Linked DNA regions of Homo sapiens: region 1 is linked to region 2. A link is a loop called in an ENCODE intact Hi-C map of the cell type or tissue named here. Cell type or tissue: IMR-90. All regions are shown on one strand. Links, peaks and the distances in the headings refer to the core of each region. The heading gives the core; the rest is flanking DNA.

Region 1 (13,098 bases), core at 1,984-9,983, 130 kb before region 2:
CAAATATTATTATGTGCGTGGACAATTAATCCTTTGCTTTTTTAAAATAATAGGTAGTTGAAAAATTACAAACTCAATGTTTTACTTATGCTATTATACTGCCCAAATTCTTTCATGCTGCAAAAGAAAGGCCACACTTTGGAAAATGTCCCTATGTAAATGAACCTGTGAAAATATGGCATCTTTCTGTGTATGCACAAATAACATATTAATTGTCAGATTTTTTTTCTAATTTCATGTAGAGAAAATTCAATATTATACTTAAATATAACATAAATTTAAAATAGATTCCAATATGTTATGTACTCTTATATACTTCTAACATATGTCACTCAATATTCACATGGTGGATAAAGAGTGCTTCTTACAGTAATTTCTCATCTCAAGCATGTCAAAATCTATAAAAGGGATAACGTTAACAAAATTATACCTAACACTACTGAACAGAAAGGTGCAGGTAGCATCGTGAGCCATCTGGAACTCCCAATGGATATCTATAGACACTTCCCAACATGAACACGAGAAAGACACTCCTTCCCTCTATGGGCAACAGAAAACATCTGTTTAGTTTTCTTGAAATGCTGCCAAGTATACATTAGAGCAGGTAGCATCAGGTTAAACTGTGTAACCAAAAGCAAGCACTAATGGCATTTAATATATACACACTTTTTAATGACTGTGATGCTTTATGTCAAAAAAACTTTTAAATATTTTTTTTAAAACACTGGAATTATCAGCATTTTGAATGACTTGGGAGAAAAAGTGCATTCATTTTTAGAAAGTTTTCACTAGTAAATACAATTCTTCTTAATTAGATATCCCAGCTTTTATACTTTTATTTCTTTATTTCTTCTGTTTTGAACATTTCAAACTTTTTAAAAATTAAAAAATAAAAGTTTAAAAATCTAGTCTCTTAAAAAACTTTTAGGTCATATGAGAATAAACTTTTTGCCAATATATTGTTTAACATCTTTCCTTCATTTACTTGCACATTCAGTCCAAAAAGATATATTTAGAAATTTATGGCAATATTTCTTCAAGTATAATGACTACAAATGGTACTACATAACTCATAAAAAATTATCAGAAAAAAACATGTAATTTAAAATATTACAAATAAAATTAATGTTACTAATATCGCTAAATAAGATAACTTACACAATATTTATTAGACTACCCAAATGTGTAGGTATGAGCTAATTTTTTAAAGTGCATAAGTTTACAAGGCTACACCAATATTATAAATAAAGTAGAATCAATCTGATTTATTTATGTAAAGGTTAAAGAGTTCCCTTAAAAACCTCAGATGATTATACATTAATTTTTACATCTGTGGTTGAATCAGAGTAGGTTTAGAATTGTTGTACCATTTTTTCTTTCCTTTTATTTCTGTAAATATCCAACAACCAAATTGTGTTTAACTATTATCGCCTCCCAAGAGCCATAAAAAATGCTATCATTCATTAGGTTATTGATTGTGTACACTTGATTTTTATTTTAATGTAATTCAACACTTTAAAAAGTCAGAAGTAGTAAGAAATGATCTTCACATTTTGATATATCTTCTCTCACATTTCTACTTTAAGATATTGTTTTAGTGGTTTGGTGTTACAATAAAGGAATACCCGAGGCTGGATAATTATAAAGAAAAGTGTTTTATTTGGCTCATGATCCTGCTGGCTAGAAGACTGAGCATCTGCTGAAAGCCTGAGATTGCTTCCCCTCCTGATGGAGGGTGAAAGGGAGCTGGTGAGTGCAGAGATCCTACTGTGAGATAGAAAGCAAGAAAGAGAGGGGAGAAGTACCACCACCAGCTTTTTAACCACCAGCTCTCACGGGAACAAACAGAGTGAGAACTCACTCACCATACCCCCAAGGAGGGCATTAATCTATTCATGAAGGGTTCCCCCCTCATGACTTAAACACCTCCCATTTGGCCCCACCTTCAACACTGAGGATTTGGAGAGGACAAGAATCCAACCTATCGCAGATATTTTCTATCAATAAATTTTTTTAATTTCCAAAACCATTCCCTATGCAGCTAACTTATCTTTTCGCTGTTCTGAGGATATTTGGAGGAACTTGCGCAATAGCAACATAAAAAATTCTACAGACTTCTCACAAGCAAAACAACCATAAAAATTATAGAAATTTACAAAAAAAGATTTAGTGTGTCTGGAAATTGTCCTAATTGTATACAGAAAATGAAAAGAAACAACAAAAAAACTTTTATTCAATATAGTTCCTAAATCTAAATGAAAACAACCATTGTGGAAGACAGTGTGGTGATTCCTCAGGGATCTAGTACTAGAGATACCATTTGACCCAGCCAATCCATTACTGGGTATGTACCCAAAGGAATATAAATCATGCTGCTATAAAGACACATGCACATGTATCTTTATGCACTCACAGTAGCAAAGACTTGGAACCAACCCAAATGTCTAACAATGATAGACTGGATTAAGAAAATGTGGCACATATACACCATGGAATACTATGCAGCCATAAAAAAGGTGAGTTCATGTCCGTTGTAGGGACATGGATGAAGCTGGAAACCATCATTCTCAGCAAACTATTGCAAGGACAAAAAACTAAACACCGCATGTTCTCACTCATAGGTGGGAATTGAACAATGAGAACACTTGGACACAGGAAGGGGAACATCACACACTGAGGCCTGTTGTGGGGTGGGGTGAGAGGGGAGGGATAGCATTAGGAGATATCCTAATGTAAATGACGAGTTAATGGGTGCAGCACACCAACATGGCATATGTATACATATGTAAGAAACCTGCACGTTCTGCACACCTAGAACTTAAAGTATAATATATATATATATATAAAAGAAAATAAGAGTCTATGACATTAAGCCACTGAAACTCTCTCTCCTTTTCCTTCTTTTCCTTACTCAGCAACATGGAAACTCTGTTTATATTGACACAGCTAATAATGCTGGGCTCCTTGTCCTTCCAACTCCCAATGCAGGACTATAGTATCTCCCAGAGGGTTAGGATGCCAGCATTTCTCATCCTTCTTCCCAGATTCATGTTGTAGAATTTTTAACCTAGACAAAAGAAGTGAGAGGTTAGGGGATCCCTTTCTCAGCTTAACACTCCTTGTAGGTTGAAAGCTCAACCCCAGGCATAGCAAGCTAAGAACACCCCCATTTTCTTAATCCTAGCTCACAGATATTCCACCCCAGGAGAGGCAAGTTAAGAAAATCATAGGTAAGTGTACCTGCTCAGTGCCCTACTAGTAAGGCAAAGGAGTCACTCTGAGAATATTGGGCCATTGTGCCCACTTCCAGCTCCAGAGCAGTGGTCACAGAAATTTTTTTCCAGGGAGAAAATAAAGCTCTGATGAGAGAGAGAGAAAGAGAGAGAGAGAGAGAGCATGCACGAGAGAGAGCGGGAGAGAGAGAGACTCTATAACTATCTTAAAATGACTGACTTAATTGGAACAGCATGTTGGGAATTTCAGGAGTAGGGGCACTCTACCCTCAGAGATTTTGGTGGTAGGCAATTAAGGGAAGATGACAGTTGCATCAGAGCAACAAATTAAACTGTAAGCCAAGTAGTTGATTAACAGAGAAAACTAGGGAAAGAGATAGCTAAGAAGAGTTCTTCTGGAACCAGAATAAGCTGCAAATCCTAGCTGCAAAGTCTACCCATGCAAAGAGGCTCAGATCAGATGGAGGCACAATTTATGCTCCATGATATTATTTAAAAATCTGTAGACCAATAATCTAACAACTAGTGTATAATAATTAGTAATAATAATTAGTAAACTAATAGCTAAGTGTGATACCAACAGAGGCAGATAACTTAAAAGAGAGTTCAAAGATGCAGTCAAATGAAGCCCTACTAGAGCCATCATCACTCTCTAGTGAATGTGCCCATGCCCGAGGTTCGGCTCTCTGGTGAAGGACAACAGAGAATACACACTGCATGAGAAATGCTGAAATATAGTCCAGTAAGTCACTAAGGCAAGCAAACAACAACACGAAAAAAACCCTGGAGTTAGGAATGGATTGTATCTACAGATACCGCATTTTAAAAAAAGCAAAATAAAAAAAACTAAAATGTTTGGTTTTCAATAAAATATTATGAAACATCAAAAAAAAAAAAAAAAGGAAAATGTGACCTATACAAAGAAATAAATCATGAAAGAGAAATGGCATTTAGGAGTGTCTACATGTCAGACAGCAGATAAATATCTCAAAAGTGTAATTATAACTATATTTAAAGAACTAAAAGAAACCAGGCTTAAAGAATAAAAAGGCAGGTTTGATAATGATATCTCATAAAACAGAAATATTAATGGGGAGAGAGAAATTATTTTACAAAAATGGAAATTCTGGAATTGAAAATTCTAATACCTGAAATGAAAAGGTCACTAGAGAGACAACTAGTAAGTTTGTGCTAGAAGAATAAAATATCAGTGAACTTGAACATAAGTCAATGAAAACTATGCATTCTTAAAAGCAGAGAGACTAAGGAATGAAAAAAAAAGAGCAGAGCCTTAGAGGATTGTGGGACATTATTAAACACCAACATACATATAATGGCAGTACTAGAAGAAGATCATTTTTAAAATGGAAAAAATTGAAGAAATACTGGCTTAAAACTTTCCAGATTACCAAAAAATGTAATATACAGATGCAAGAGTCTCAATAAATCCCAAGTCAGATAAAAGCAAAGAGAGCCACACCCAGATATATCATGGCCAAAAGGCTGAAATCCAAAGACAAAGCAATAATATTGAAAAAAAGAGAGAAAAGTGACTCATTATGTAAAAGTGAGACTGAATAAGAGTGAAAACTGAATTCTCACTAAAAGCAATGGATGCCAGCAATGGGATAACATATTCAGAGTACTGAAGCAAACAACCACAAACAAACAAACAAACCCTGTCAAGCAAAAATCTACATTTTTGAAATAAATCAAAACTTTTATTAAAAAATGTGAGATGATATTTCCAGATAAACCAAAACTGAGAGAATTGTTTGCTAGCAGACCTCCCTTAGAAGAAACATCACAATTCAGGGTGAAACTTCAGGTTGAAATCAAGAGATTCCATAATATCTTAAATCCATGAAAAATTCAAGCACTCTGGTAAAGTAATTATGTAATTATAAAAGATAGCATAAATGCATATATCTTCTACTTTCTTCTCTTACCTGATTTTTAAAAGTGTTTAAAGTAATATATATATAGTGTTGTTTAAATATATATATATAATTGTATTGTTAGGTATTTAACATACAGATATGTAATACATTTGAAAATACCACAGAAATGAAGACAGTGGAAACAAAGTTACATTATTAGTTATATATATATATATGAACAAGAAAAAGACATAATGTTCTAACTGAATTCATGGAAACAAATAAGGCTAGAAATGATCAATACAAAGCCAAATATAACAAATTCTATCAGTGTATTCTTCATTCTCTTATCTTTTTAAAAGACATAAAATCATATAAGATGATAATTAAATATATTTTGAGATTTGTAACTTATATAAGTATTAAATTTATAACAATAATAAGAATAAATAAAAAGAGGGAAAGTGCTTACAAGAGTAACATTTCAATATCTCACTGGGATTAAGTTCATATAAATCTGAAGAATGTTCTCATGAAGTAATATGTACACGCTAAGCCATAGAGCTGCCACTGAAATAAATCTCCATAAAGTAGTAAAAAAATCACTAAAAGAATTAAAATTTTACTCCAGAAAATATTAACTTAATGCAAATGAAGGTAATAAAAAAGAAACAAAGAAACAAATACATGAGACAGTAAACAAAAACTAAATGGCAAATATAAACTTAACTATATCAATAATAGTAGTAAATGTGAATGGGTTAAATAGGCAAATTAAATGACAGAAATTGGCAGATTAGATTTTTAAAAAAGATTCAGAACAGCCTGACCAATATGGTGAAACCTTGTCTCTACTTAAAATACAAAAATTAGCCAGGTATGGTGGTATGGGCCTGTAATCCCAGCTATTTGGGAGGCTGAGGCAGAAGAATTGCTTGAACCAGAGACACGGAAGTTGCAGTGAGCTGAGATCGCACCACTGCACTCCAGCCTGGGCGACAGAGCAAGGCTCTTGTCTAGAAAGAAAAAAAAAAAAAAAGATTTATCGCTGCCTGCCTCTAGGAGATATTAATATTAAAAAATACCAAGATATGGAAAGTACAAGGATAGAAAAACATATAAAACTGCAACCATAGAAAGCTGTAGAGGTTATAAAGTAGCATCAGGAAAATAAAATAGACTTTAAAATTTTTAAAATGTCACTGAGATAAAGAAAACATTGATAATGATAAAAGTGTAAATCCATTAGGAAGGTATATCAATTATAAACACATATGTCCAACGACAGAGCCTCAAAATACATGAAGCAAAACTGATAAAATTAAAGGAAGGAACAGACAATTCAACAATAATGATCAAAGAATCTAATACCCCACTTTTAATAACAGACAGGACAACTAGAGATCAAAGAGAAAGTAGAAAACTTGAGCAGCACTAAAATCAACTAGATTTAACAGACATCTCTAGAGCATTAAAGGAAACAAGCCTCAATAATATGAAATGTTTTAAGTCATGCAAAGTATGTTCTCCAACACATTGAAATATGATAATAAATCAGTAACAAAAATTTTTGAAATTCACAAATGTGTGAAAGTTAACAACACACTCCCAATTAGCCAATTGTTCAAAAAAGAAAAAAAATCAAAATAAAAAATGCTATAAGAAGAATAAATATGAAGACACAATATATTAAAATTTATGAAATTTATTTACAGGGAAATTTATATTTGTAAATGGCTACATTTAAAATAAAAAATGATTTCAAATTAATAATCTAAATTTTCATTTTAAAATATGTTAGAGAAGGACAAACTAAACCCCCACAAGCAGAAGACAGAAAATAATGATGAAAATAAATAGACAATAGAAAAATAATATAGAAAATCAAGCAACCACAAGCTGATTTTTGAAAATATTTAATATTTTGATGAACTTTTAGTGAGATAAAGAAAGGGAGAAGGCTGAAATTGCTAAAATCAGCAATGTAAGAGGACACATGTTTACAATGTTACAAAAAACATAGAATTATAAGAATCTTAGTATGCAAAGTAAGCAAGTGTATACTAAGCAATTAACCTAGATGAAAAGGACAAATTCTTATAAACACATGAACTACAAAACTGACTTAAGAAGACATAGAAATTCTGAAATAACTTGTAACAAGTAAAAATATTGAATAGGACATTCTTAAACCTCACACACAAAAAAAGACCCCAGTCTTAGATTCACTGGTAAGCTTTATCAAACATTTAATGGAGAATTAATATTAATTTTTCACTAAATGTTTCAAAAAGGAGCAGAGGAAGGAAGACTTCTCAACTTATTTTCTAAGGCCAATACCTGAAACCAAAACCAGACAAAAACATCACCAGAAAAGTGCCACCTAACATCCCTATTGACATAGATGAAAATCTCAACAAAATACTAGCAAGTGAATACAGCAATACGTAAAAAGATTATATACCATGACTAAGTAGGATTTCTTCTAAGAATGTGAAAATAATGTAACATCAGAAAATCAATTAACATAGTACACCATTTCAAAGGGCAAAAACTCACATCATCTCAATAGATAAGGAAAAAGCATGACTACATCTAACACACCCTGGGTTTTTATTCAACAAACAAGGAGTAAAAGGGATTTTTTTCAACTTGCGAAAGGTCACCTACAAAATATCCACAACGAACTTTATACTTGATGATGAAAGATGAAATGCTTTTTCTATACACCGTTAAAGTTCAACCTTTGAGCCAAATCAAAAATGCAATCCCATTTACAGTAGCCACACACATAAAATAAGGTATCTAGAAACTAACCAGGTAGGTGATAGATCTCTACAAGGAGAACTACAAAATACTGCTGAAAGAAATCAGGAGGACACAAACAAATGAAAAAAAATTTCATGCTCATGGATTAGAAGAATCAATATCATTAAAATGACCATACTGCCCAAAGCAATCTACAGATTCAACACTATTTCTATCAAACTGCCAAGGCCATTTTTCACAGAACTAGAAAAACTATTCTAAAATTCACATGGAAACAAACATAAAAAGCCTGAAGAGTCAAAGCAATCCTATGTGAAAAGGAAAAACTGGAGGCATCAATTACCCCATTTCAAACTACACTAGAAGGTGACAGTAAACCAAAACACATAGTACCTATATAAAAATAGACACACAGAACAATGGAGCAGAATAGAGAACCCAGAAATAAAGCAGCACACCTACAACCAACTCATCTTCGACAAAGTTGACAACAATAAACAATAGGGAAAGACCTTCTTATTCAATAAATTGTGCTGAGATAACTGGCTATCCATATGCAGAAGATTGAAACTGGACCCCTACATATCACCATATACAAAAATTAACTCAAAAAGGATTAAAGACTTAAATGTAAGACCCAAAACTATGAAAATCCTAGAAGAAAACCTAGGAAATACCCTCATGGTCATCAGCCTTGGCAAATAATTTATGACTAAGTCTCAAAAGCAATTGCAACAAAAACTAAAATTGAGAAGTGGGACTTAAGTAAACTATCTTTAGCTTCTGCACAGAAAAAGAAACTGGCAATGGTGTAAACAGCTATCTACAGAATGGGAAATAATATTCACAAACCATGCATCTGACAAAGCTCTTATGTCCGGAATCTATAAAGAATTTAAACAATTCAACAGGCAAAAAAAAACAACTCCATTAAAAAGTGGACAAAGGACATGAACAGATACTTCTCAAAAGAAGACATGAAAACAGTCAGCAAACATATGAAAAAATGCTTATCACTAATCATAAAACAAATGCAAATCAAAACCATAATGAGACACTACCTCACATCAGTCAGAATGGCTACCATTAAAAAGTCAAAAAATAACAGATGCTGGTAAGGCTGGGGAGAAAAGGGAATGCTTATACACTGTTGGTGGAATGTAAATTAGTTCAGCTACTGTGGAAACTAGTTTTGAAATTTCTCAAAGAACTAAAAATAGAACTACCATTTGAACAAGCAATCTCATTACTGGGTATATAACCAAAGGAATATAAATTGTTCTACTAAAAAGATATGTGCCTTTTTATGTACGTCACAGCACTATTCACAATAGCAAAGACATGGAATCATCCTAGGTGCCCATCAACAGTGGACTGGATAAAGGGAATGCGGTACATATACACCATGGAATACTACACAGTGATAAAAAATAAATAAAATCATGCCTTTTGCAGCAATGTGGATGCAGTTGGAGGCCATTATCCTGACTGAATTAACACAAAAGCAGAAAGCCAGATACAGCATGTTCTTGCTTGTAAAAGTGAGCTAAACAGCTAAACATTGAGTATACATGGACGTAAAAATAGGAATCAACACTGCAGACTATCAGAGGGGAGAGTGGCAGAGGGAACAAGATTTAAACACTACCTATTGGGTACTATGCTTAACTTACAACTTGGGTGACAGGATCAATTGTCCCCCAACCTCAATATCACACAATATATTCAGCTAACAAACCTATACTTGTATCCCCTGAATCTAAAATAAAAGTTCAAATTAAAAAAAAAAAATAGATGGAATGCTTTCACAGAAAGATCAGGAGCAAGATAAGGGTATATACTCTCACCACTTCTATTCAACATTTTACAGAAGGTTGTAGCAAGGGCAATTAAGCAATAAAAAATTTTTTAAAACCTCCAAATTGGAAAGGCAGACAGAAAATAATCTCTATTTGTAGATAATGTGATATTATGTATAAAAATCTTAAGGAATCTTGTAAAACTCTATTGGAACTAAATTCATTCATCCAGGTTTCAAGGTAAAAGATCAGTACACAAAAATTAATTGCATTTCTGTACACCAGGAATGCATAATCTGAAATAAAATTAAGAATATAACAACAGTAACAAAATAAAATAAGGATGTATTTAACAAAAAAAGTGCAAAACTTGTATTCCAAAGCTATAAACATTGTTGATAGAAATTGTATAAGTCCTAAGTAAATAAAAAGATATACCATGTTCATGCATAGGAAGACTTAATAGTGTCCCAATAGCAACAATCCCCAAATTGATCTACAGATTCAGTGTAATCCCTGACAAAATCTTGGCTGCTTTTTTATATAAATGGATACGCTGATCCTAAAACTCATGTGGAAATGCAAGAGACCTCTCCTCCACCCAAATAATAATCTTAAAAAAGAAGACCAAAGTCTGAGGACTCAAATTTATCAGTTTAAAAATTTGCTTTCCAGTAACCAAGATAATGTGTTACTGTCTCAATAGATATATAGACCAATGAAATAGAATTAAAGGTCCAGAAGTAAACTTTCAAATTTATGGTCAATTGATTTTCTACAAAGCTGCCAAGAAATTCAGTAAGAAAAAGAATAGTCTCAACAAACGGTGCTGAATACGAACATGCAAAATAATAAAACTGGACTCCTGCATCAGACCACATACAAAAATGAAGTCAAAATGAACCACCGACCCAGAAACAAGCACTAGTACTATAAAACTCTCAGAAGAAAGCTTATGCATAAATCTTTATGATTTGTGGTAGGCAAAATCTTGTTAGATACAATGCTTGAAGCACAAGTGACAAAATCAACAAAAATACATAAATTTAATGTTGCCAATAATAAAATATTTATACTGCAAACAATGCTATCAAGAAAGTTAAAAGAGAATCCACAGAATGAGAGAAAACATTTGGAAATTATAGACCTGATAAAGTATTTGCATCCAAAAATAAAGAACCCTTAAAACTCAAAGCTAAAAAGACAAGAAAGAGAAGAAAGAGAAACAATTCATAATTTAAAAATGAGAAAAGGATATGAATAGATATTTCTCCAGAGACCATACACCATGGCCAATAAGCACATAGAAAATGCTCAACATCACTGGCAGTTGGGAAAACGCAAAATCAAATCCATAATGGCATACCATTTCACACTCATTAGGACATTAGGATGGCTACTGTCATAAAGACAGACACAAGTATTGAAAAGGATGCAGAGAAAATGGAATCCTCATACATTGTCGATGGGAAGCTAAAATGGGGCAATCACTTTGGAAAACAGTTTGGCAGTTCTTCAAATTGTTAAAAATGGAATTACCATATACCTCAGCAATTCCACTCTCAGATGGGTACTCAAGAGCAATGGCAACATATATTTTACACAAAAAAATTGTATACAGGTGTTCATAACAGCCTTATTTATAATATTCAATAGTGTAAACAACCCAACAGCCCATCTACTGATAAACAGATAAATCAAATGTGGTATATACAAATATAGATGCAATGATATTTGGCAAAACAAAGGAATGAAGTATTGATAAAGGTTACAGCATGAATGAACCTTGAGAACATGATGCTAAGTGAAAGAATTCAGTAACAAAAGAACATATTTTGTATGATTCTACATAAACAAAATGTCTAGAATAGGCAAATCCATAGAGACAGAAAATAAATTAGTGGTTTTCTGGTTGGCCAGAACAGGAATGGGAAGTGACATCTAATTGATCTGAGGCTTCATTTTGGGGTGATGAAAATATTTGTAAATTGTTTGTGGTGATGGTTGCACCATTCTGTGAATATATTGTAAATCACTGAGTTATGCACTTTAAATGAGTTTGTTGTATGGTATGTGAATAATATCTTAAAGCAGTTGAATTTTTATTCTGTGTATGTCTAATAATGCCCTTTAATCCCTGCATAACCATATGTCTTTTGCTGTTTCTTTTTTTATCATTTAACGGAATAAATCTGAATTATAGACTTTCCAATTATCTCTGAAACCTGTTCTATTTTCTATGCTAGTTGCCATGTTCACATATAATTTTAATGAATATTCTTTTAACTGTTATTTTTTTTCAAGTTATTATAGAAATATCTGTTTCTTCTCCTACCACATATCATCATGAAAACTCACTGTGTTTTATAATCAACTAGGCAACTGTTCTCACTTTGCAAAATGTTAACTGGATGCTGTATACAATGATTTAATAAACAAGCACAATGGATTCTTTCTCTGTGCCTTATTCACCTTCAAAATAATGATCTAAGATGAGGCTAGATTCCCTCATTGTTTTCAGCAATTTTATCACAGCCCTGAATGTCCCTATGAATTTAGTCTTTTAAAATGCTTTGTATTTAATACTATGTGTAAATATCTTGGGCCCTGCTTTACAGATAAAGACACTACGGTGTTGTATTAACTTAGCACTGCTTCTTCAACAAATCACAAACCTGGTGGCTTAAAATAACAGAAATTTACTGTCTCATGGCTTTGGAGGCCAAAATTCTGAAATCAAATTGTTGGCAGGGTCTTTCTCTCTCTTATGGCTATAGAGAATAATTCTTCTTTGCCTTTTCCAGCTTCTGGTGGTTCTGTATCTGCCCAGCAGGTTCACCCTACCTGCGGCCTAGACAGAGCTGATTTATTAAGACAGGGGAATTGCAATGCTGAAAGAGAAATTCACGCAGAGCCGGCTGTGTGGGAGACCTCGAGTTTTATTATTACTCAAATCAGTCTCCCAGAGCATTTGGAGATAAGATTATTTAAGGATAATTTGGTGGGTAGGGGCTCCAGAGTGGGGAGTGCTGATTGGTCAGGTTAGAGATGAAATCTTAGCCAGGTGGAAGTGAGGTTTTCTTTCAGTCTTCCCTTCCTGGGTGGGATCGCAGAACTGGTTGAGCCAAATCATTGGTCTGAGTGGTGTCAGCTGATCCATGGAGTGCAGAGTCTGCAAAATATGTCAACAAGCACTGATCTTAGGTTTTACAATAGTGATGTTATCCTCAGAAGCAATTTGAGGAAGTTCATACTCTTGCAGCTGGAGGCTGCATGGCCCCTACACCGTAATTTCTAATCTTATAGCTGATTTGTTAGTCCTACAAAGGCAGACGGTCCCCAGGGAAGAAGGAGGTCTTTTCGGGAAAGGATTATTATCAACTTTGTTTCAGAGTCAAACTATAAACTAAATTCCTT
Region 2 (13,098 bases), core at 3,418-11,417:
CAGTCTGAGTCCCTAAACCACAAAAGTAGGCAAGCCGATAGTACAGCTTTCAGTCTGTAACTGAAGGCCCCTGGCAAATCACTGGTGTAAGTCTAAGGGCCCAAAAGCTGAAGAACTTGGAGTATGATGTTCAAGGGCAGGAAGCATCCAGTATGGCAGAAAGATGAAGGCTGGAAGACTCAAACTTCTAGTCCTTCCACATTCCTCTGCCTGCTTTTATTCTAGCCACCCTGGCAGCTGATCAGATAGTACCCACCCAGATGGAGGGTGGGTTTGTCTCTCCCAGTCCACTGACTCAAATGTCAATCTCCTTTGGCCACACCCTCACTGACACACCCAGGAACAATAGTTTGCATCCTTCAAAGTTGACACTCAGTACTATCACAACCACTAAGCAAGCAAGAAAAGGCTGATAAATTTAACTACATTAAAATTAAGGATTCCTATTCCTCAAAAGATACCATAATATAATAATATAGAAATAAATATTGAAACCACAATGGAATTCCATTAAATACCAACCAGATTGGCAAACATTTTTAAATTTGACATTATCAAGGATTGGGTTTTTTTTTCCCATTCAATCCTGCATATGACAAATCAAGTATTGCTGATGATATGAAGCAATGTAGAATTTTTATACACTGTTGAAGGACATAAAAATGTATCCAGCCATTTTTGAAAGTATTATATTCTATTCAACATATTTGAAGAGACTGGAAATCCACTTTTGATTGTACCCACTATAGAAGTAGCTGGAATCTTTTTTAAATAGCCCCAAACTGGAAACAACATAACTTTCGATCTACAGTAGAACAGATAATAATTAATGGTAGGTATATTAATCAGTGGAATACTATACAGTAGTTCTATGTAAAATGTCCACTAACTGGCACTGGTACAAGAAATGTTTGATAATGTTCTATGAAGACGTAAGGATCTTGTAACATAATAAAAATTACTTCACTTAGCATATTAGGCTTTGTTTTTGTTGCTGTTGTTGGTTTTAGCAAGAATTTCTCAATAAAGATGCAGTACATTAATTTACATTCTTGTATGTTCATTTATATTTATCCTGGACTGATAATTTCTGAATCTACTCTGAGTAGCACAGATATACATGACATGGATAACTAATGAACTAGACATAAATACTGTAATATAATTCTAAAATATGTATTTAGCAAAAAAAAAAAAAGCACCAGTAATTCACACTAAGTTTCCCTGTACTTAAAGATCTAAATAGGCAAACTGATCTATATTAAGCATATTGACTATAAAAAGATGATTATCTTGAATGTTGGCAAGTTGGTTCTTTATAATGAATATGTTGTACCTATGATCAGGAAAAAAAAAACTGACAGGAAACTTGGGGTTGCCACTAATATTCTATAGGTTGATTTGTTTGATAGTTACATGGGTTTAAAATTCGTAATTATTTTTAACATTTTAAATGTGTGCCTTATGCAACTTTATATGTTTGTGGGCTATATCTCACATTAGACAAGATTTGAATAAAGAAGTTATCTGTGTGTAATGTCCAAACTAAAAAAAATGTTCCAGGTAAGAGAATAAAGTTGCAAAGAAGACACCTAAAAAAAAAAAAAAAAAAAGGAGGAAGTTTGTCTCTTTTCCAAATAAAGACCAAAAAAATCCACTTATCTGAACTGAATAATGATTTTTTAAAAATTAGATGATAACATTAGGATGAAGAATCCCAAATAAAAGGAAATTTGAGATTGTTGCACCAGTAATATATACCCTACAACTGCTGAAAGTAATGAGGTGGTGATTAGATAAAGCTGGGATGATAAAAGGCAGTTACAGAAAGGAGTGAGGACATAATATAGACAGACTTTAAAGGTCATAGGGAAAAATCTTAGCTAGGTAACTACAGATGATGTAAAAAAATGAAGGGAGGGAGGAAGGGAGATAGGGAGAAAGGAAAGGAGGATAGGAGAAAGGAAAGTAAGAAACAACAAAGAAAGGGAAGGAGGGAGGGAGGAAGGAAAGATAGAAGTAAAAAAGAAGGAAGGAAGAAAAGGAGGAAGGGAGGGAGGAAGAGAGTAACAATCACCCTCTCCATCACTCCCCAAAAACAAACTCCAATGAGAGGGAAGAAAACAAAAGATAAAATTTACTTAAAAGAAAATTTGGAGATCATAGAAAAGGACTAGGAGAAGAATACACTATAATGAGTAGAATAAGTGAATATAAATAAAAAAGACCACCATCTATAAAATCCTAGTGCCAGAAGAAAGAGAAGTTTAGTGGTTCAGGATCTGGATGAGACTGAGACCTCATGTTAGTGGGACCTACTGATCTGGAGTTTCGACAACTGAAAGGAAATGGTGTATTGCCCCTTGCTCATACCATACAATGGTGAGATGAGGACAGAAGGACTACAATTGACTACGATAGACACACCCGTTCAAAAAGTAAGATAATGGGAAGCATGCATCAGTCAGTGATCTAGAACAATTCTGAAACCCAGCTGCAGATGTGATGGTAGGCCGTGGCTACTCTTTGTCAGAAGAAAGAAGCATGAAATGAGGAACAGCAGGAGGAGAACAGCTGAAACCTACTGGCACTTCTATGTGTGGCTGAAATTTCCTCTAATCATGATGCCTTTCAGAAAACAGTGGTCCATGGAGCAGTGCTAGGTATAAAAATCGGAAAAATACTTAGAAAGTTTTATAGTGACTTCATCATCCAAGTGACTGACAAGTGGTGCCCTGTGGTTAACAGGAAAAAGAATTGTATGGGTGTTATCAAAGCTGTGTGGTAAGTAGCCTGTGCTGGCAAGCACAGTGGAAACATGATACAACACAGGCTATTGTAAGTTTTCGCTGTTATATAGCTATAAGCAAGATAGTCAATTTATTGTAACTTTCAACTTTTACGATCATTTAAAATTTTCATCAACCCTTTTTTTAAATACTCATTTATAGTTTACATTATTGGCTACGTTAGGGAAGTAAATATTGTAATCTTCATTTTAACCCTAATTTGCTTATAGTAAAAAGCTTCAACTTTGAGACTGCAGCAGCAACAGTAAACCAAATGATGACGGTAGAAATAACTGTGAAGGCATGAGGATCAAATGAGTTCATGCAAGTTTTACTTAAGAGTATGATCTCTCATATATTTATTGTAATTGATAGTAACACACTAAAACAACATTGAATTATTTGTGAAAATGCAACAACTAATGAGGCAATTAACTTCCAAAACTTAAATGGTATTAACATAAAAGACATATGGAAATAAGTTCAAAACCAAAGAACTATTTGAAAGACAGATTATTAAAATAAAGTCAACAGAAGCAGATGTTCAATATTTTACATATAAACATTAGTGCATTGTTGGTTTCTTATAAAGTAGCACTTCGGGTTGCTAAGACTGAAAAAAACAAACAATTACAAACACATTAGTGAAATACCGCATCAAATGTGTTTTCTTAGAAATGCTGAGGGACTGCTGCAGAGAAGGTAACTCAAGTACCACTTTCCAGTGACATACCATATTTGAACATATTCAGGAACTGAGGATGAGTTAGAAGAACAAATAAAGCTAGTAAAGTATTTTTTCTGGTAGCTTGATGTGCAAATATTGTTTAAAGGGCACTTCCTTTACTGTAAGAACAATTTAAGTGTGATGACTTTATGATGGAAGATTTCATTTTATTTTTTGCTTCATTTTTAACAAACACAATTAGCTCTGCACTCTGTAAAGCTGTGACTGCATGCATTGCTCACAAATGCAGTTTGAAAGTTAAATTTGGGGCACAAGTATTGTTCAATGACACAGCTGCAGTGTCATGAAACTTTCTGGAGAAGTTATTCAAATTAAAGAGCTTGCAGCAGAATAGAAAGCAGTACAATGCTTCCCTTATTGAAAAAGTTATGTTTAAATAAATTATAAGCTTCACTAAAGAGTGTGTTTAGTGATGTAGTAAAATTGTTAATTATGTAAAGGCTACTGAATTAAATTTGATATTATTTTTCATTAGGTGACAAAACAGAAAGTTATTATAAACTATTATTGCAGGCTGAGTTACTAAGGTTATTGAAGGTAAAGAGTGTCAAGTATTTATCCACTAAGCAAAGATCTTATGGTGTTTTTGTCAGATAAGAAACCAATTTGATCTCAACTGTGAACAAGATGTAAACAAAGCAGCCAAATGTACTTATCTGTTTGCTTTGTTTATTTTAATAATATTATTGCTTATGCAAGAATGTGATGCAAGTTTTTTTTCATTGGTTGAAAAAAGTTAATGAGTAAAAATTAAAGAAGTTGGAAGCTTTTTATAGATGGTAACGACATGTTCCAAAAATTTAGCCACAGTTATTAAAGAGATAAATGATAATTTTGTTACTATATATTTGCCAAATTTATCATGGAGCACCTAAAAAACCATTTAGAATATTCTGAATATGTTTTAATCTAAAAAGATCTGTTCATAGGAGATTCAAGGATCCAGAATGAATTTATTTTATTAAGCAATAATAGAAACTAAATCATAACTCTATAGTGTAAATTGTTAGAATTTGTACTGGTGCTTTAGGAGACCAAGGAGGGCGGATCACGAGGTCAGGAGATCAAGACCATCCTGGCTAACATGGTGAAACCCCGTCTCTACTAAAAATACAAAAAATTAGCCGGGCGTGGTGGCAGGCGCCTGTAGTCCCAGCTACTTGGGAAGCTGAGGCAGGAGAACAGCGTGAAACCTAGAGGCGGAGCTTGCAGTGAGCCCAGATCACACCACTGTACTCCAGCCTGGGAGACAGAGCGAGAATCCTTCTCAAAAAAAAAAAAAAAAAAAAAAAAGAAAGAAAGAAAGAAAGAATTTCTATTGGTGAACTAAAGACACATTTTTAACATGCGACATCACTTGCTTAATTTTGAATAAGCATGAAAAACAAATATTGTTAACTTGCTAAAATTGTTTTAAAGTCTCTTCTTCCTGGAACAGAGCTTCCAGGAATAGAAGCTCAGTATGACTGGTTTCTCTATTCTGAATACATAGACAAATTTTGCTATGCATTTTCTTTGTAAGCAGCATTATTACACTCAACCTAGATTAGTTAATCAAAAATGAAGTAATTTGTCACATTAAAAACTGTAAATATTAATTGAGACAGTGTGCATTAAATGTATGTGGTAGCATCTCATATGAGGTAATCGCTGCTTTATTCTTAAGAATTTTCTTTGATTACAAGAGGGGACCAGCTGTTGTGGAATTGGGATTTCCCCTATCATTACCTATGTGTATACTTAATAAACAATGCATATGCTTTTGTAATTTGTTTCTTTTCTATGGTATATCTGTTCTGACTATATTTATTAAAAGGCATTTTATTGCTGTTGAACCAAAAAGGTTTTAAAGAAGGATTTAAAGAAGGTGTTTTTTAAAATGCTGTTCTAGACAGCTGGAGTAATTAAAAAATCAGAAATTTATAAGAGTGGAATATATGAATCAAAATAATTTAAATTTAAACAGTAAGAGGTACCAGCATAGAGTCAATGTAATAAAATAATTTAAACATGAATAAATACACTGTAAAAATGACAGCGAGCACAAAAAAGAAAATCAAGGAATAATGGCCTGAAAGTCAGAGATAGAAAAGTGATTCTGAAGTCCATATTTATTACTGCATGAACTGTGAGCTAACTGATTGGTCCAGTTTGAAGTAAGGAACTGGGCATGTAAAGTTTAAGTTTCTCCCTCCCTTTCTTACTGTGGATCTGAGATCTGTACTCTTGTTTGCTCCTAACCATCTAATAAACTGGAGGTAAAGACTCTGCTCTTGTACAGCAAGGCCTCAGTTTACATCCAAGCCAGTGATTGTATAATGCATAAGGTACATTATTCCACCTCTGTCAGGACGAAAGCTGATATTTTGGTCTCCATCTACTTGGCTCCATTATACATTTGGACAGAACTCTGGAAAATGGTCTTGGGCATTGATCCCTTCCAGTCTCAATGCCTACTAAGAGAGACACCTTTGCAAATCATAAGTTGAAAGTCTGAGGGGGATACTTCTATCATCAAAATAGCAATTTATTATAGGTCTTGTATAGATATACTACAGTCTTCTCTCCCTCTTTGTCTCCTGCTGTCTTTCCTCTCATCTATATCTGTACATTTATCATTCTATCTGCCTACCTACCATCTATCTGTGTATCAATCTATCAATTGATTGCTCAATGCATATATCTAATAGACTTCAGACTGCTATCCTTGCATCAAATGCTGTCACAAATACTTTTGATAACACTTCATCCATATGTTATCATCAAAACAACATGTTTTGACATTCATCCTGTTGTGAAATATAATATACCTATTACTCCGATCTCCATAACATTCTTGCATCACATGGAAAATTCTTCTCTATGTGCCCGTTACCACACAGATGGTCCTAAGAGTAGAAAACAATGTGATCTTCTCAGCTACTTCACCACAGATTTTTAAATACAGGCTTTTCATGCTCTGTTGCATTCACCAGAGTTCTCATCAACTTGCATTATACGTGAGTAACACAAAGACTTAAAGTCATCCTCACTGGTTAAATTTAAAAAAACAAAACAAAACAAAAAAACTAACAGTTTTCCAGAGCATGCAGGATTAATCACACATAATAATTATACAACGTGTTAACACACTTATTATAAAACTATATACACACCATTAAACAAAAAGTGGCAGAAACTTCCAGGAAGGAGGCAAATAAACATTAATTGGTAATGATAAAGGGGAAGAAAAAGATACCCAGAGATAAAAATTCCAGTTTTCACTGGTGAGATATTTTGGTCTAAGGGATTCAAAGCTCTGGTTCTTCTGAGACTATGCTGGCCCCTCTTGTCAATGAATCATCTGCAGGGAAACACTCGGCCCTGAAAATCCACTGCCAGCCTGGCACATACAACAGATTACTAAGCATCTTGTCTTTCATTTTGAATTTTATGCTTTTAAACACTTCTTGATGCCAAAAGGGTCAAGAAGAGGAATTCAAGGAAGAAATTTTTAATACCACAAAATAGATTCTGATGAACAGTCCATTTAAATAACATGCTTCTGTTTCCAAACATCATGTCTGCTGTATTAGAAAGAGATATGGATAAGAGATTTCTATGGTTAAACTGCGTGCTGTGTTATGGGAAGCATTCTTCTTAAATTTGACTTGTCTAGATTAAAGCACTAAAACCAAACCAATGTGGCAAAGAAACATTAGTTTTTCATTAATGCTGTCTCTGTGTAATGACTCTCATGGTCACTTTATAGTTCATATTAACCCTGATGTTCATGAAATGATAGCTTGTGTATTCCCTTCATAGCCCCAGGTTTTCTTTGAGTGCTAATAAATTCATCACTCAGTTCCTCCCATCAAAAAATAAACATACTTATATATCATCAGTGTCCATCTATTTAATCATGGCTTCTTGAATATTCTTCGGATGATGATTGGAAGTTTTCACCGTCTCTGTGGTTCATGGGCATTCTCAGTAGTAAGAGACTTATAGCTGGAAGGTGTAGTGATGTCTTATTAAGTATCTTTACTTGAGAGACAACCTATGTTCAACTGTACACTAAAGAACTTCAGCTCCACCATTGTCTGATTTCTCCACCTAAACTCACAAACACATAGTTTGAAAGCTCCAATATTTCGAGAAATAAATCCAATTACATGCAGTAATCATGTCATCCTACAAAATACTCCATAGCCTTTAAACTTTTGGAAAACAATGGTAAGAGCTCTTATCTGGAAAGTAAGAGCTTTAGGTTATAATCCCAGCTCTACTGCTAACTAGCTATACGGTTTAGGGCATACTGATTATCTCCTCTAAATCTGTCTTTCCTTCTTATCAAATGATGAAGACATGCAGATAATGCATCTTAGTGATTCAAGTGAGATGCATGACGAAAGAGGATGTGGGCATTTTGGTAAACTGCTGGGCACAAGTCCAGCTACAGGGCTTGCAAATTCTTTTCATTTTTCTTACTAGGAGTCTATTTAGCTGAATAACACACATTTGATTTGAATTTACCTTAGAGGGTCTTAGTTTGCAACTTGTGTTTTTAAGAAATTTGTTTAGCCCTTCTCAATGCAATCTCCTTTAATTTTACAAAAAGTGCTCTCCGTTGGTATTCAAACTAATTTAGTACCATGAAACCAAAAGCAGACATGTCTTACACAAAAAATGTAAGAGAGATCAGAAAAGTTATTTGTGTCATTTGCTTATAGCTGTTTAAAACTTAAGTTTTTTCAAACTCAATAGTAAGTAATATCATGAACAGGAACCAACAACATGGAATTTCCCCATTAGCAGCAATATAATAGGCCATTAAAAGCATGCCACCATGTTGGTTGGTGAACTTTCTTATCCTTTGCACTTTTCCTTGCGCTTTTCCTAATTTTACTCTTAGTCTACTTTCTGGCCCTATAGTGGGGATCATTAAATGCATAAGAAGCTCAAATAGCTCTAATTTAGCTTCTTGTCAAATATTTACATGTCATGGGTAAAGTCTTGCAAAGGAGTTGTGATTAGTTGCCAAGGAATATCAAGAATCAGATGTGGTTGTTAGTATTTAAAGATTTTTCTGTTTATTTTTGCAAATACAGAGGATAAACACTGTCAGTTCAAAGTAAACTCCAGAGTATATATAATTTTCAAAGATAATAGTCCTCTAAAATTTTCATTGTTCAAAACACATGGCAGAGTGCTAGATTTTCAACCAGCTTTTAGGAGTTAACAGTGCCATGTGTGAAGAATCAAGCAACTGCCTTACCCTCTGGCCACTTTGAAACTAATTAGAAACTTCCATTACAGAGCTTAAAAGCTAATGGAGAAACACAAGTGAAAAAATAAACCTAAACAAAACAAATGCAATCACAGTTGTAAGGGGGACAAATTCTGAGTTTCATATTTAGAATAATCAGGAAAACACAACTTGAAATTTGAGAGAGGATAACAAAAGCACTGTATGGGGAACACAAGCTACTGTTCTGTAAGATGCTGTTTTGAGTGACATTCAGATTTTGATTGGAAGCAGCCATTTGACTCAGTCACTTGAGAACTATTTACTAACATTGTCCTCACTGCCAAATATTTTTCCCTCATTCTCACTTATGTGATTAGGAAGCTAATTCCATCTAATGATGAGTCCCAGTTGTGCGACAAATACTTCTTGCTCTGTGGGTTTGTTAATAACCCTCCTCTCCCCACCCCATGACAAAAGTCCACGGGTGTGGAATCTCTATCCTTGAAATGTGTTTTTCATTAATAAGAGATAGTGACATTAGTATTTACTCTATGGTTGCTACCTCATTCACTTCTCCCCACTTCATCCTTCAATTCTTTCCCCTACCTCTCTTTTCTCCTCCTCTTCTGTATGATCATTTAGACTCACTTCATTACATACGGAGTTAAACATTTTTAAGGTTTTCACAAAATACACTAATAAGCACTGTCCCTTCTGTTAGTAAACTACAATCTGAGGGGACCAAGAAACAGAAAAGTTATAAAGATATAAACAAATTTATAAGAAATAAGAATAATAAAAACGGAATATTTGCTGGATTTGATGGATATTTAGGAAGCAGTTCTGTGTAATGCAGTAGATAGAATTCTGGACCAAGAGTTAAAAGATCTGGGGTCTGGTCCTTCTCTACAAGTAATTAACTGTAATACTTTGAAAAATTGATTTTTCTTACCCTAAAGGTGAAAACAAGCAAAGAATGAAGAATGTGGTAAGTGTTATAAGAGAAATGCCAACTATTTGCTATAAGAACACATACAAGGTAAGGTTTATTCTTACTGCTGGGATTAAGAGAAATTCATGGACAAAATGTCAATTAAACTGAGCCTTGAAGTTTATGATGAATTTTACTAACCAGAAAAGAGAGAGAAGAAAAGAGAGACATTTCAAACTGAGTTCACAATATCAGCAAGAAAAATATAGGCTATTATGAAATAATTCAGAAAGATGTTGTTCAAAAAAGGCATAGAACTTGCTTCTCAAAATTTGTGGTATTTACTACGGATAATTTCCAGTGGCCTATCAAGTGATGCTAAACTTTATTGGAAATTTTTAAAAATCAGTGACTTGAATGTAACATCACAAATATGGAATTAAGTATGTTTTCTGCAGAAATTTCAGTAGTTTTTAATGATATCTATATTCTTCCAGGTTGTAGTGTTGAGCCACAATTGTGCTTCCAACCAACATTTAGTGAATAGTGTTCATCTTCTTTTAACTGAATTTTTTTCAGGTCATCTTTATATTATTGTTATATTTGTTAACTTTTGCTTTTTGTTATTATTGTGCTACTTTACATCACCAGTTAAGCAAAATGGATAAGTGATTCAATATGGTTAATTGAGACCTAGCAGTGGGGAGGAAATAGTAAATAGAAGTAAGCAGATTATGCATAGGACACTAGGGTTAACAAACAATAGAAATCTGTATGATGCTAGGACAACTAATTCTTGCAAGCGTGATGAATTTCCCAAGAACCTGGAATGGAAAACTGAAGATGGGAAGTATGGTAATGTCTACTGAAAAAAATCAGATTTTACTGCACCACCAGTCCACTAACCTCTAATACTCAGGGTTTTGTCTTTTATGAAACTTTGTCTGCTTTCCTATAAGGAATATGGGCAGAAAGCATTCCTTGCTTTTACGTTTTGTTTTTGTGTTTTACAGAGCATAGTGACCTCTCATAAACTAGCAACAAAGTTAAAGTTAAATGTATTTACTTTATTTTATTTAAGATTCAGGGGTACATGTGCAGATGTATTCTATGGGTATATTGCATGATGCTGAGATTTGGGGTACAGGTGGTCCCGTCACACAGGTAGTGAGCATAGTATGGAATAAGTAGTTTTTAGCTAATTCCTCCCTCCTCTCCTCCCCCATCTAGTAGTCCACAGTGTTCATTGCTTCCATCTTTATGTTTATTCATATTTAATGTTTAGCTCCCACTTGTAAGTGAGAACATGTGGTATTTGTTTCTGTGCTAATTTGCTTAGGATAATGGCCTCCAGCTGTGTCCGTTTTGCTGCAAAGGACAGGGTTTTATTACTTTTATGGTTGTGTAGTATTCCATGATGTATATATACCACATTTCCTTATCCAATCGACCACTGTTGGGCACCTAGGTTGATTCTATGTCTTTACTATTATGAACAACCCTGCAATGAACAGATGAGTGCACGTGTCTTCTTTGGTAGAGTGATTTATTTTCCTTTGGATATGTATCCAGTAATGAGATTGCTGTGTCAAATGGAAGTTTGTTTCAAGTTCTTTGAGAAATCTTCAAACTGCTTTCTACAGTGACTCAAGTAATTTGCATTCTGACCAACAGTGTTTAAGCACTCCCTTTCCTCTGTATATCCTCGATAGCATCTGTTGTTCTTTGTCTTTTTAATAATCACCATCTGTCTGGTATAAGATGGCATTTCATTGTGGTTTTGATTTGCATTTCTCTGATGATTAGTGATGTTGAGCAGTTTTTTCATATATTTTTTGGCCATTGGTACATCTTCTTTTGAGAAGTGTTTGTTCATGACATTTGCCCGTTTTTTAATTGGATTGTTTCTTACTTGTTGATTGCTTTAAGTTCCTTGTAGATTTTGGATATTAGAACTTTATCAGATGCATAATTTGTAAATATTTTCTCCAATTCTTTGGGCAACGTGTGTACTCCATTTATGATTTCTTTTTTGCGCAAAAGCTCTTTAGCTGATTAAGTCCCTGTATTAGTCCCTTCTCACACTGCTATAAACAATGGCCCAAGACTGGTTAATTCATAGAGGAAAGAGGTTTAATTGACTTACGGTTAAAAGGCCTCAGGAAGCTTACAATCATGTCAGAAGGTGAAGGGAAAGCAAGGCACTTTTTTCACAAGATGGCAGGAAGGAGAGTGAATGCAGGAGGAACTACCAAACACTTATAAAACCATCAGATCCCATGAGAACTCACTCACCATCATGAGAACAGCATGGGGGAAACTGCCCCCATGATCCAATTACCTCCAGCTGGTCTCTCCCTTGACACGTGGAAATTATGGAGATTGTGGGAATTATAATTCAAGATGAGATGTGGGTGGGGACACAAAGCCTAACCGTATCAGTCACCTTGTCAATTTTTGTTTTTGTTGCAATTGGTTTTGGGGATTAGCCATAAATTCTTTGTCAAAGCTGTTGTTGAGAAGGGTATTTCTTAGGTTTTCTTCTAGGATTTTTAGAGTTTTAGGTCTTACATTTAAATCTTTAATCCATGTTGAGTTAATTTTTGTATATGGTGAAATGTAGGGGTCTAGTTTTATGTAAGTGTGTTGACCTTTTGTTCCAGCTGCTTTCAAATTATTTCTTTTGTGTTGACCTTGGTAAATATGATGACGATGTGCCTTAGGAATTTTGTCTCATGCAGGCTCTTGCAGGTGTTCTCTATATTTCTTGAATTTGCATGTCTACATCTCTAGTGAAATTGGAAAATTTTTCATGGACTAGATCCTCAAACATGTTTTCCAAGGTGCTTACTTTCTTTCCTTCTCTTTCGGGAATGCCAATGAGTGACAGATTTTTGTCTCTTTACAAACTTCCATGTTTCTTAGAAGTTTTATTTATGTTTTAAATTCTTTTTATTTTTGTCTAAGTTGATTTAAAGAACTGGTTTTGTGCTGCGATTCTTTCCTCAGCTTGATCTAGTCGGCTGTTAATGCTTCTGCCTGTATTTTTAAATTCTTATAGTTAACTCTTCAATTTCAAAAATTCAGTTTGGTTCTTTTTTAAAGTGACCGTTTCATCTTTCAGCTCTTGGATCCTTTTACTGTATTTCTTGGATCCCTCGGATTGGATTTCAACTTTCTCCTGGATCTTGATGAGCTTTCTTGCCATCCAGATTCTGAATTCTATGTCTGTCATTTCAATCTGGTTAAGAACAATTCCTGGGGGCCTAGATTGTTTACTTGGAAGTCAGGAGACACTCCAGCTTTTTGAATTGCCAGAATTCTTGTGCTGATTCTTTCTCATCTGATAGAACTGTTGTTCCTTTAACTGTAATGTAAGATGAGTATAGTGTGTTGGCTC

What was found. A loop is a pair of places that touch in the nucleus more often than their neighbours do. Peaks named below come from ENCODE experiments on the same cell type or tissue, not always from the same donor. Only the 100,000 strongest peaks of a DNase experiment are listed, where the experiment ranks them.
Region 1: it touches region 2 in a loop (2.3-fold over the local background); 1 of 110 quality-filtered maps calls a loop at or near these places.

What each region holds. Positions count from the first base shown.
Region 1 is chr2:145,990,688-146,003,785 of GRCh38, forward strand. No RefSeq gene overlaps it. Among named protein-coding and RNA genes, the nearest start is that of LINC01911, 840 kb to the right of the region's middle. In IMR-90, for the core only: no CTCF peak of the experiment used is centred there; no DNase peak of the experiment used is centred there.
Region 2 is chr2:146,117,022-146,130,119 of GRCh38, forward strand. No RefSeq gene overlaps it. Among named protein-coding and RNA genes, the nearest start is that of LINC01911, 710 kb to the right of the region's middle. In IMR-90, for the core only: no CTCF peak of the experiment used is centred there; a DNase peak (open chromatin) is centred at 7,940; H3K27ac peaks cover 142 bases.